Linked DNA regions of Homo sapiens: region 2 is linked to region 1. The links are chromatin contacts, found by Hi-C or POLR2A ChIA-PET in ENCODE. All regions are on one chromosome and are shown on one strand. The core of a region is the stretch at or near the end of the contact, and the rest is flanking DNA. Distances in the headings are between cores, read along the strand shown.

Region 1 (5,566 bases), core at 1,576-4,075:
CACTTTCTATTGAAACCTTTTTCTTGTGTTTGGGTCATACTTTATTTCTTTTCATCTTTCATAATTTTTATTAAAAACTGTACATATATGTGTCAACTCTGGAAATCAGATTTCTACATACACCCAAAGTTTCTCATTCCTGCTGTTGTTGTTTGTTTCAGGACTTCTCTGAACCAATTCTGTAGTCTGTATTCTTTGTCACATGTGGCCACTGGAGTCACTGCAGTCTCTGGTTTGCTTAGTGGTCAGCTAATAACTAGACAGACATATCTTTGGATGACTGGAACTAACAAGTCTCCCAGTCTTTGCCAAAGGACTGTCTATGAGTATTAAGGCATGCCTTCAATGCTCGGGCAGGCAATTTACAACTCCATCTTAGCCTCTACTTCTTTCTTAAACAGAGTCTCAAGGTAAGTCATAGGTGAGAGGCATTTGCAGGTCTTTCCTGGGCATATACATAGCTCTATGCATGCACTTGGCCTTCTAGATTCCCAGGAATATGTCAGGAGCTTTCCAAAGCCCCCTATGGACATATCACTTCCCAACTGATCCTTTTAAGATTTTCGGTCAGCTTGTTGTTTGCCTCCCAACTGTATCACTGCCTGCCTGTTTCATGCTGTTATAACAGAATACCTGAGACTCGGTAATTCATAAGGAATAGAAATTTATTGGCTTATGGTTCTGGAGGCTGAGAAAGCTAGTATCGAGGTGCCAGCATCTGGCAGGGGCCTTCTTGCCGCATCATAACATGATGGAAGGCATTACATGGCAAAAGGGCAAAGAGAGGGCAACAGGCGCACGCACACACACACACACACACACACACACACACACACACCACACAGAGACAGAGAGAGAGAGAGAGAAAGAAGAGGGCCAACTTTCCCACTTTTATAATGAACCCATTCCCCAGATAATGGCATTAATCCCTTTACTCTGCCCTCATGGCCTATCACCTCTCATTAGTCCCTACCTTCCAACATTTTTACATTGGGGATTAAGTTCCCACACATGCCTCTGATAGCTGTGATATTTAAAATTGCCACTGAACATTTGACAAACATACTTGGTGAGTTTGAAGTCAGACTAAATAACAATAAGCCTCATGAGTGAGATTTTCCAAGGAACTATCAAACATGTCGAATAATAACAGTTGTCTGGCTTTGGAGTGGGTCAAATTCTGTTTTGTCCCCTCTACCAGTTGCTAAGTCACTATTTTTCACTGTGATTACTGTGGTTATCTAGGCTGACACGGGGCTGGGAGAAAAGTATAGGACTATGGCAAGTTAAAATGCCAAAAACCTTGCTGTTGTTACAAAAATCCAGCTGTTTTTCTTTAGTAAACACTCTACAAATTGTTGCAAGCCTTTGGTTAATTTCCAGAGTTCTGAAAAAGTCGATATTGATGATTTTTGCCACTGTTCTTGTTGATTTTATGGAGGAGAGGATTTCAGGCATAGATCCTATTTCACCATTCTGGCTGATGTCATCCCACTAAATCTTTATAAATTATTTATTTTACTAATAGCTGCACACATCTCTGAACCTCTCTCCAACTTAGCCTTCCCCTAAAAATGGAGATTAAAATTTAGCAGTGAGGCTCAGGTGGAAGCTTTTGAGCTAGTTGCCACAAAACATTATTTAACAACTATTAGGTAAATCTAAACCAGGTAGTGCAGAAATGCATATGCAGGAAAGTGAATGTGTGGGACTAATTGTGCTTTTCCAAAACTGGCCATGTTGGTACTGTTTCTTTCCTTTTACATGGCAAAAGTCCGCTGCTAACCTCATAAAACCTCCACTGCATAAATATCCACTAGTGAAGAATGACTGGCTGTCACTCTGCATCTGGTGCAGGGGGCACTATTGCTACAGAAGCTCGGGCAATGACATGAAGATACTTCAAATTGCCAAAGTTCTAGTTGTCACCATGACAACATTAATTGCTAATTTACAGACGTAAGAAACTGTTGTAGCTAGAATTGATAGAGTTCTTTAGAAGTCTATTTCTATTCCAAAATCAAATTGTTATAACAGGTCACCTGAATTACAGTACTTTATGTCACACGATTTTTTTTTAACTCTCTAAAAGCATTTGACTTAGAGAGAGACCTTATATTTACTTTAGAGAGGAGGAAATGGAGATATTTCCTTCAGAGACTTTTAGTAAAGACCAATCAGCAGGTTTGCAGAAGAGCCAAGCCTCTAAAGAGGTGACTTATATTTCCAAGAGATATTCCAATTCAATCAGTGAATAACAAACTTTAAGCGTGCGGGAAATTTAACAAAACCCAGACTCTCAGAGCTGCAACTGCGCAGTTTTAGGTCAGCTGGGGCTGGGGGTGGGGGTCTCTGATTTCCTATCTTTTCTCCACCCCTATTTCTGTAAACATTCTCCCACCCACTTCCACTCCCCGTTTCCCTCCTTCACCCATTCACCTGAGGGCAAGACGGCCTAACTTCACACAGAGCCCAAAGATGCTTATTGAGGATGCTTTCGACCTGGTGGAGTCCATTTCAAAAGGCAACTGAAGCCCTCATTCGGCATCCTCGCCTCTCACTCCATGCCGGGGGTCCAGAAACAATCCCTGTCCCTGGATAGGTCAGTTTAGCTCACCTGTACTTTCCTTCGCCCGTCCACAGCGCCGTCCAAACCGTACCAGCATCTCTGACGAGGTGTCCATGATGCTCCTAGATCTGGAAAAGTGACTGTGGCGCCAAGCGCCGCGGACGCCAGCCGGTGGAGTTGTTACTCGTACCACGCGGTTGCTTGGCAACGCCGCCGGAAGTGACGCCAGCCGTAGCCGAGGAACAAGGGAGGTGCTGCAGTTGGCGGTCGGGCTAGAGAAGAGAGGCGCCTGCGCTTGCGAGCTGGGCTTGTGAGTGGGGCTGCCGAGAGGGCAGGCGTGGGGCGAGGCCAAAGGACTGAACCCGCAGGAGCGTCACGGGCGCCGGGGCGGCTGCCGACGGCGGGACTGGGTCAGTGAGAAGCCCGTGGGCCCCCGCCCTGCCTGCTACTCCCATCCCCACCTGCGCGCTCCCCATGGGGGACGACCCCCGATTGGGTCCGATGCCTACCCTCGGGGTGGAGCCGGCAGGTGTGTGAGCGCGCGAGGCCTAGGCGTGGTGTGTGCGTCCGCAGATCTCCTCGCGGGTGGAGTGTGAGGAGCAAAGCCCTCCCTTAACTATAAAAACCCGCGGATTCGCTGACATAAACGCTGTTTTTTTAATCCTTTGGTTTCTGAGGCATGGTCAGGACTAGATGGGGCCAAGTTTTTTAAAAATAGGAATGTTAAAACGTAATGATATGCTTAGAATATTTACGTTAGGACCTTTGAGATATTTTAAATTTCTTGGTAAATACATGACCACAGAAATCTGTTAGGAGTAGCTGCGCGTTTGGTTTCAAAAGATGCTTTTCTAACACATTGATGTACAGATAACTTCATTACTAACAAGTTGGCTCTGACGTGTACACATAATGCACCAAATTGGAGTCTCTCAAAATGAAAGAACAAAAAGATTTTTAATAACGAATGTTCTAACACATAGTCGTGCTATTTTTCTTTAGGTTTTCTATCAGATGTTCCACGTAATAATGCTGGTAAGTATGGAATAATTAAGAAAATATTTGAAGACAGAAATTAGTTTGTGCACATACAGCGCTGGTAGGTTTTTGGAACTATACCTTAAAAAGTGTCAAGAACTGGGGGCCAGGCGCGGTGGCTCACGCCTGTAATCCCAGCACTTTGGGAGGCCGAGGCGGGCGGATCACGAGGTCAGGAGATCGAGACCATCCTGGCTAACACGGTGAAACCCTGTCTCTAGCAAAAATACAAAAAAATTAGCCAGGCGTGGTGGCGGGCGCCTGTAGTTCCAGGTACTCTGGAGGCTGAGGCAGGAGAATGGCGTGAACCTGGGAGGCGGAGCTTGCAGTGAGCCGACCATCGTGCCACTGCACTCCAGCCTGGGCGACAGAGCGAGACTCCGTCTCAAAAAAAAAAAAAGTTTCAAGAACTGGGAAGGAACAGAGATTTTTACCCTGTTTGCAGGCTAACTTAGCCTGGCAGTTTCATGGAAGACACAAGACTATTCATTTCAGGAATGAATTACTCCCAGCAGTAGCCAGTAAATCAGCAATTTCGCCTGAGTTCCCTAAAGCCCCAGTTCCCACAGGATAATGCAAAGTGGGCAAGAAGTCACCTAGATGTAGTGTGTGTCGAATTACAGGAAAGGAGCCCTGAGCTTAGGGAACCCAGATCTTTATCATTTGGACAAATAAGCATGTTTCTCAAGGCTGTCCAGTGTACAAACATCCTTGAGACAATAGTCTAGAGGAAAGGGCAGTCAGTAAGACATGCAGAACCACCAGAGACGCAGGGAAAATTGTCTCCCAACAACAATTTTCTGGAATTTTAACAAAATTGGTTACAAAAGTATTGAATCTCATGATTTGATGTCAGTTACTTGCCAATTTGACATGGTGGTCAGATATAATTTGACTTCAGACTCGAGATTCCAGCTCCAACCTGTGGATTGTCACAACCAAGTCAATCTAGAGTTATTTGTCCTATACCCACCACTCTTTTATTTCTTTGTTGTGAATTTAATAAGGTAGCATATGCACTCTGATCTGAAACAGAGTTTAAATTATTCTGAGAAGAAAAAAATTTTATTACAAAATTGATGTAGAAAAAGTGTGAACTACGGTTGAACCAACCATAACCATCCCACTGCACATGTAAACATTTTCTAAAACAAAAACAGGATTATACTGTACACACTATTTTGTGACTTGCTTATTTAATTTGAACTGAATATCTTGGCTTTTACTGGCTGGATATTCTGTTATTTGCTATCACATGCATATCTTACTTAATTATTTCCCAATTCTTGGATGTCTGTGTAGTTTTTAATTTTCATTATTGTGTAAAGTATGCAGGATATTGTTACACTATGGAAACATTGCAGACATACCAAATAGACATAGATTGTGCTTTTGAAGAGAACAGTTAACTTTTTGGAATTTTAACAAATTGGTTTCAAAACAGATTCACATTCTTAAAACTAAATCTTTGTTCATATTCTTAATTTTTGGAGACATTTTAATTTCTAGTACAGCACTAAATGTCTATTGACAACAGAATGTGGAACTCCTCTATTATTAAACAAGTACAAAGAAAAAATGGACTCTGAAAATCTCAATCAGCTTAACACTGATTTTATCCACTGGACAAAAACTTATTTTCACATAACATTTCTTATTTTCGACACCAAGTCGATACCAAGTGGAAAGCAAAACTTTGTTCTCCTATTGCCAAAAGATGCTTTTCTGACATTAGAAAAACAACATAATTAGAAAATACAAAAAAAAAAATTTTTTTTTTTTTGACACGGAGTCTCGCTCTGTTGCCCAGGCTAGAGTGCAGTGGCGCGATCTCGGCTCACTGCAAGCTCCGCCTCCCAGGTTCATACCATTCTCCTGCCTCAGTCTCCCAAGTAGCTAGGACTACAGGTGCCCGCCACCACGCCCAGCTAATTTTTTGTATTTTTAGTAGAGATGGGG
Region 2 (5,892 bases), core at 1,422-3,921, 180 kb before region 1:
ACTCCATCTCAATAAATAAATAAATAAATAATCACATAGCTCCAAATGTAAACCAACTCTAATACAAATTGTAATCCTTAAACCTGTCATTTTTGTAAAAACTAAAAATTACAACTAACTCTGGAATACATCAACCCCCCCCTTTAAAGTGCTTTGGATGCTATTTTGTAAGAATTTCAATGTAGTTTTGGCAAGAATACATTTACTTTGTAAGAAAATAGCTTTGTTTATTAACTTTCTCTTTGTATTTATTGAAACTTCTTTGAATTTTCAAAAATAGGATATTATTTTTCTCATTTCTTGGTTAGGTAAGACTTGTTGACCTCTCTAGGATCATTCGGTGTTTTTGACCACTGTTTCCGTGTAAAACACATTGTAAGGAATCTTTTTCAAATAATTGAAATTAGCCAAAGGAGCCCTCTTCTTCCAGAGGGAAAAGTATGTAAAAACATTTAAAATAAGATGCAAGTCTGTGTACAACCATAGACATACAGTACAACCAAGTGCTAACCTAAGTTTATTAAAAATCAACAAAAGCTACAAATTGGCTTCTTCATTTAAATGGAAAAGGATTTCTACATTTTAAGGGTTGGAATTATAATAAACCACCTTTAAGACGAGGGGAAAGAATGTATGAAAAATTTGTACTGGTCACAGATAAAATGCTGCCATAACTATTGTTTAAATATTGTTTTTTTCAAGCAAAAGAGACTATAAAATTGCTGACTAGTAAGGAATAATCTCAAATGTCATATGATGTTTGCATCTGACTCATTAATCTTTTCAAATGTTAGATGTTACATGTAGAGAGAAATGAGTCATTTATTGTTTAAACAAGGAAGCAGCTGTTAGTTTTTTCTGGTGTGTTAAAACCTTTAGTGGCATCTATAAATGGAAAAAGAGTCAATGAGCTCTTCTTTCAGCTGTTGTTTTAGCAGCTGACAGTACCATTGACTTCACTGTGATGTAAAATAAAAGAAAAGGCCTTTACTCATGGATAGAGACCTTGAAGTTTAAAAATACATAATTCCTTGATCTGGGGCATTCATTCATTCAACAAATACTTATAAAGCACTCACGAAACCCCTACGCTATAGCATTTGAAAAGAACAGACACTCCCACAATCCCTGTCTTCATGGAATTTGTTTTTGGGGGTATGTGTAAAAATACCAACTTTTGAAATTACAGTATTTCTACAGCCCTACTTGAGTTCAGATAATGTGACAATATGACTGTGTAATAAAGTATTTAATGGGCCCAGTGCGGTGGCTCACACGTGTAATCCCAGCAATTTGGGAGGCCGAGGCAGGCGGATCGCGAGGTCAGCAGTTCGAGACCAGCCTGGCCAACATGATGAAACCCTGTCTCTACTAAAAATACAAAAATTAGCCAGGCATGGTGGCGGGTGCCTGTAATCCCAGCTACTCGGGAGGCTGAGGCAAGAGAATTGCTTGAACCCGGGAGGCAGAAGTTGCAGTGAGCCGAGACTGCGCCATTGTACTCCAGCCTGGGTGACAGAGCGAGACTCTGTCTCAAAAATAAATAAATAAATGAAAGTATTTAATGAAGTATATTATACCATCTATATATAAACAAAGGACCGATTTTCTTTCAAATCATTACTTCTACCTCCATAATTAATATGGTATTCTATTATAATCAACAGCCTACGTTATGTCCCCAGTTATATACTCTTTAAAAAAAGGGGGGGCTGTTCTCTATGACCATTGTAGGAGTTCATCTTGATTTTGCTGTGTTTAGTGATAACATTGTTCTCATGGGGTTATATCTGTTCTATTTTTCACGTTTTATTTAATGAATGATAATTTTTGATATTTAAAATTACAGATTATCTTTTGTGATCTTATTTGAATGTGTGTGGACTTTTTCGTTCCCTAGATTGACTTTTAATTATTTTTTCTGGCTCTGTGATTCCTTTTAACCTTTTGCTTTTATTTTACCTTATTATCGTTTGCCACATTAGATCATTTGTATGACAAGGCAGGATATGAATAAATAATTTTATAATTTAATTCAATATTAATTACAGTTTTTCCATGTAAGAATAATTTGGAATGTTTTAGAAAATTAGCAATTCCTCTGCATTTCTTTTTTCAATTATCATGGCAACATTAAAGGTTTTGTAAAACTAGTACAGAAGTAAACATCTTTAAGTTTACTACTTCTAAAAGAAATATCTATATCCCACTGTTCTGAGTAGAAAGTAAAAATTTGTATGTTAACAATTATTGGAAATGAGATCTTGCTTATGAGTATTCAAATGAACACATCTCATATTCTTGACCTTTGCATCATTAATTCAGAGAGCCAAGTAGCTTGACACTAGAACATATTTAGAGGAGTGACTCATTTTTATGATTCATTTTTCTGTTAATTCAATAAACATTTTCTTGTAGTAGCCTTTATTAGTATATCTTCTAATGTGTTATGTATTTTTAAGCTTTCAACTTCACTTAAATGTCTTGTTTCTTAGCTGTTTCCCTAGTGATTAAAAGTTCCAGTTGTTACTTTCAATCTATAACAGCTGCAAGAACAACTCTTCTTTCCAAGCCAGCTCTCCTAAATTCCCGTTGTTAGAGTTGGTATCTATATTTAGCTAGTGGGATTAAATTGCAAAGGCTTCAAGCTGGGCAAAGCACACTGATCTGCCTTTTTACAGCTAGACCTGTGTGCTGCAAGGAGCTAAGGCCTTCAGTGTCCCCTTCCTTACCCAGGTTTCTCACAGAATGGATTCCCAGCGGGAACTTGCAGAGGAACTGCGGCTTTACCAATCCACCCTTCTTCAGGATGGTCTAAAAGATCTCCTGGATGAGAAAAAATTCATCGATTGCACCCTAAAAGCAGGTGACAAAAGTCTTCCTTGCCACAGATTGATTTTGTCAGCTTGTAGTCCTTACTTCCGTGAGTACTTTTTATCTGAAATTGATGAGGCGAAAAAAAAGGAGGTAGTGCTAGACAATGTGGATCCTGCTATACTTGATTTAATCATCAAATACCTGTACTCTGCCAGTATTGATCTCAATGACGGAAATGTGCAAGATATTTTTGCATTGGCCAGCCGCTTTCAGATCCCCTCAGTGTTTACTGTCTGCGTTTCTTATCTTCAGAAAAGACTTGCTCCTGGTAACTGTCTAGCCATCCTAAGATTAGGACTTCTTCTTGACTGCCCGAGACTCGCCATTTCTGCCCGTGAATTTGTGTCTGATCGCTTTGTACAGATTTGTAAGGAAGAGGACTTTATGCAACTGTCTCCACAGGAACTGATCTCAGTCATTTCAAATGACAGCCTAAATGTAGAAAAAGAAGAAGCAGTATTTGAGGCAGTGATGAAATGGGTGCGAACAGACAAGGAAAACAGGGTTAAAAACCTTAGTGAAGTGTTTGATTGTATCCGTTTTCGCCTTATGACAGAAAAATATTTTAAGGATCATGTTGAGAAAGATGATATAATTAAAAGCAACCCAGACCTCCAGAAAAAAATCAAAGTTCTAAAAGATGCTTTCGCAGGCAAACTCCCAGAACCTAGCAAAAATGCCGCGAAGACTGGGGCTGGTGAGGTGAATGGTGATGTTGGTGATGAAGATTTACTTCCTGGTTACCTGAATGACATTCCCAGGCATGGAATGTTTGTAAAAGACCTCATCCTCTTGGTTAATGACACAGCAGCAGTGGCTTATGACCCCACGGAAAATGAATGCTACCTTACTGCACTGGCTGAGCAGATTCCCAGAAATCATTCCAGCATTGTTACCCAGCAAAATCAGATATATGTGGTAGGAGGACTATATGTGGATGAAGAAAATAAGGATCAACCTCTACAGTCATACTTCTTCCAGGTAAGAAGGACTTTTTGTATATGTAGTTGCTTAAAGGGAAGGCTGTTACTCACCATCCAGTTAGCCAATTTGTGAATTATTCAAGCTGCTTGCATTTTACTCTAATTGATGTCCTATTCCAGTCCCTTGCACTTTTGCTGTATAGAGCGTTGACAGAAAAATATTTGACTGCTTTGTTAATGTGTAATAAAAAGTTTGGTGAATAATGAGGTTCTAATTCATGTTTAATGACTTAAGATGTTCTTTATACTATTTTACCAAAAATGCCTTGTTTATAGATGATCGTGACTGTAATCCCTCAAAGCCCAGTATTTTAGTAAAAACTAAATTTATTTTTTCTTAGCAGAGATGGGCTCTCACTATGTTGCCCCGGCTGGTCTCGAACTCCTGGGCTCAAGCAATACTCCCAGTTTGGCTTCCCAAAGTGCTGGGATTACCGGTGTGAGCCACCACCCCCTGCTGTAAAAACTAAATTTAATCTTGTATACTCTTACCTATTAAAAATAGTTAATGTCTTTCCCCAAATAGTTTCCCTAAATCAAAGTTCTTATCCATTATAAAGAAGTAATAATTGGTCAGATTTTCTTTTTTAATTTCTTTTTCTTCTTCATCTGCTGGCAGCTCTAAATTGGTCAGATTTTCTACCTTCTTCCAAGTTTCCCTGAACTTCATTTGAAGTTCTTGGAGGTAGCACTTCATCTCTTATTTATGGTTACTGCCTAAAATATAATTTTGTTGAAAATGAAAAAAACTTGTATATATATTCCACACACTTTGGATTATCTTCTAGGAAAAACTGTCTACACAAAAGTCGCTAATTTGAATTAATTATAGTTAGAAATTTTTATTATATCACATTTATTTGGATCAGAGATACATTTAGACATTATTAGAACTTAACAATCTGTTTTGTGAAACCACAGAATTTTCCAAGAAAATTAATTCTCCTAAACCAATATACCCTTAGTTGTTTGAAAGGAATTTGTCTTATATTATCAATGTGTTATACTTTATCAGTTTATGAAGGAGTTGGCTTAACCTTTGTCTTCCATAATGCCAATACCGAAACTTTATAGCTTACAACTGGCTCAAAAGAGTTTGTTTAGGTCATAGCTAATCATGGCTGGGGCTTATGGGCACTTTAGTTGGAAAGGCCAAAGATAAGCAAGTATACAATGTCATACCACAGTCACAGTATGCTCTCAAAGTGTGTGATATACTTTGCATTCACAAAATACTATTATACCTTTAATCAACTTTTTCTAATCTTGAAAAATGTAGTTGTGATAATACATATTAATCATGTTTCTTAATTTTCAAAGTTCCAGTGAAGAATGTTATAAGTATTTGAATGTGGGTCAGAAAATTTCCCAAGCCCTAATTTTAAAGTCAAATAAACGTCAAAAGTGGCAAAGTCAATGAAAAAGGCTATAAATACATCCAGGAAGTAAGAATGTTATAAAAACACAGATAGACAGATGACAGACATATAGGTAGATACCTACAAATGACAGATCCACGGAATAGTTGTTGCCATGGAATGATTCTCCAAAATTACTGGAGTTTTAAATTTCATTTCATATTTAATTTATTGAATATATCTATAACACGGTCCTTTTTACTTTCAAGTGTTCAGTTTAATCTTTGTCCTCTTCCAGCCTAATAAAACCCTTACTTTTACTGACGCAGCTTCTCATTTTTGGTTCAAGAAACCTACTTAATGTTCTGTATAACAGAACATTAACAATAACAGTTATACAAAGTTGGAAGGTCAGCAAAGCAAATGCCTTGCTGCTTTTAAAAGGCACTAATAGAACGGTATGCCAGGATAAAAACACTTCACCATAAAAGAGGGTTGTGACTCATCAGACAATATTTACATGAGAATTTCAGGTTTTATATTTTTCTGCTTGGTCACATCTATTTAAAATGCATTAATTTAGGAGTAATTTGACCTTTGATTGTATGCTGTAAATAGATTATGAGAATTTTTTACCTTGGTAAGGGAGGATTTTTTCCCCCACTCATTAATTT

The links. Hi-C counts contacts between places; a loop is a spot of excess contacts on that map. ChIA-PET counts read pairs that join two places held with the same protein, here RNA polymerase II (POLR2A). Pooled maps may share reads with other maps.
Region 2: a loop to region 1 is called in a pooled map, with 3 times the contacts of the local background. The contact joins the promoter of KLHL41 here to the promoter of PHOSPHO2-KLHL23 in region 1. A Hi-C loop is called at or near these places in 1 of 50 pooled maps. POLR2A ChIA-PET finds 5 or more read pairs at or near these places in 2 of 52 experiments (Panc1 and T-cell).

Annotation. Positions count from the first base shown.
Region 1 is chr2:169,691,644-169,697,209 of GRCh38, forward strand. It overlaps PHOSPHO2-KLHL23 (PHOSPHO2-KLHL23 readthrough), which reads left to right and starts at 2,826. Exons shown (of 5, transcript NR_144936.2): 1 at 2,826-2,979; 2 at 3,572-3,604. It overlaps CFAP210 (cilia and flagella associated protein 210), which reads right to left and starts at 2,762. Exons shown (of 9, transcript NM_001085447.2): 1 at 2,618-2,762. The coding sequence starts at 2,684. It overlaps PHOSPHO2 (phosphatase, orphan 2), which reads left to right and starts at 2,826. Exons shown (of 4, transcript NM_001008489.4): 1 at 2,826-2,979; 2 at 3,572-3,604. RefSeq lists an enhancer at 2,545-2,724 and a silencer at 2,855-3,134.
Region 2 is chr2:169,507,031-169,512,922 of GRCh38, forward strand. It overlaps KLHL41 (kelch like family member 41), which reads left to right and starts at 2,672. Exons shown (of 6, transcript NM_006063.3): 1 at 2,672-3,858. The coding sequence starts at 2,749.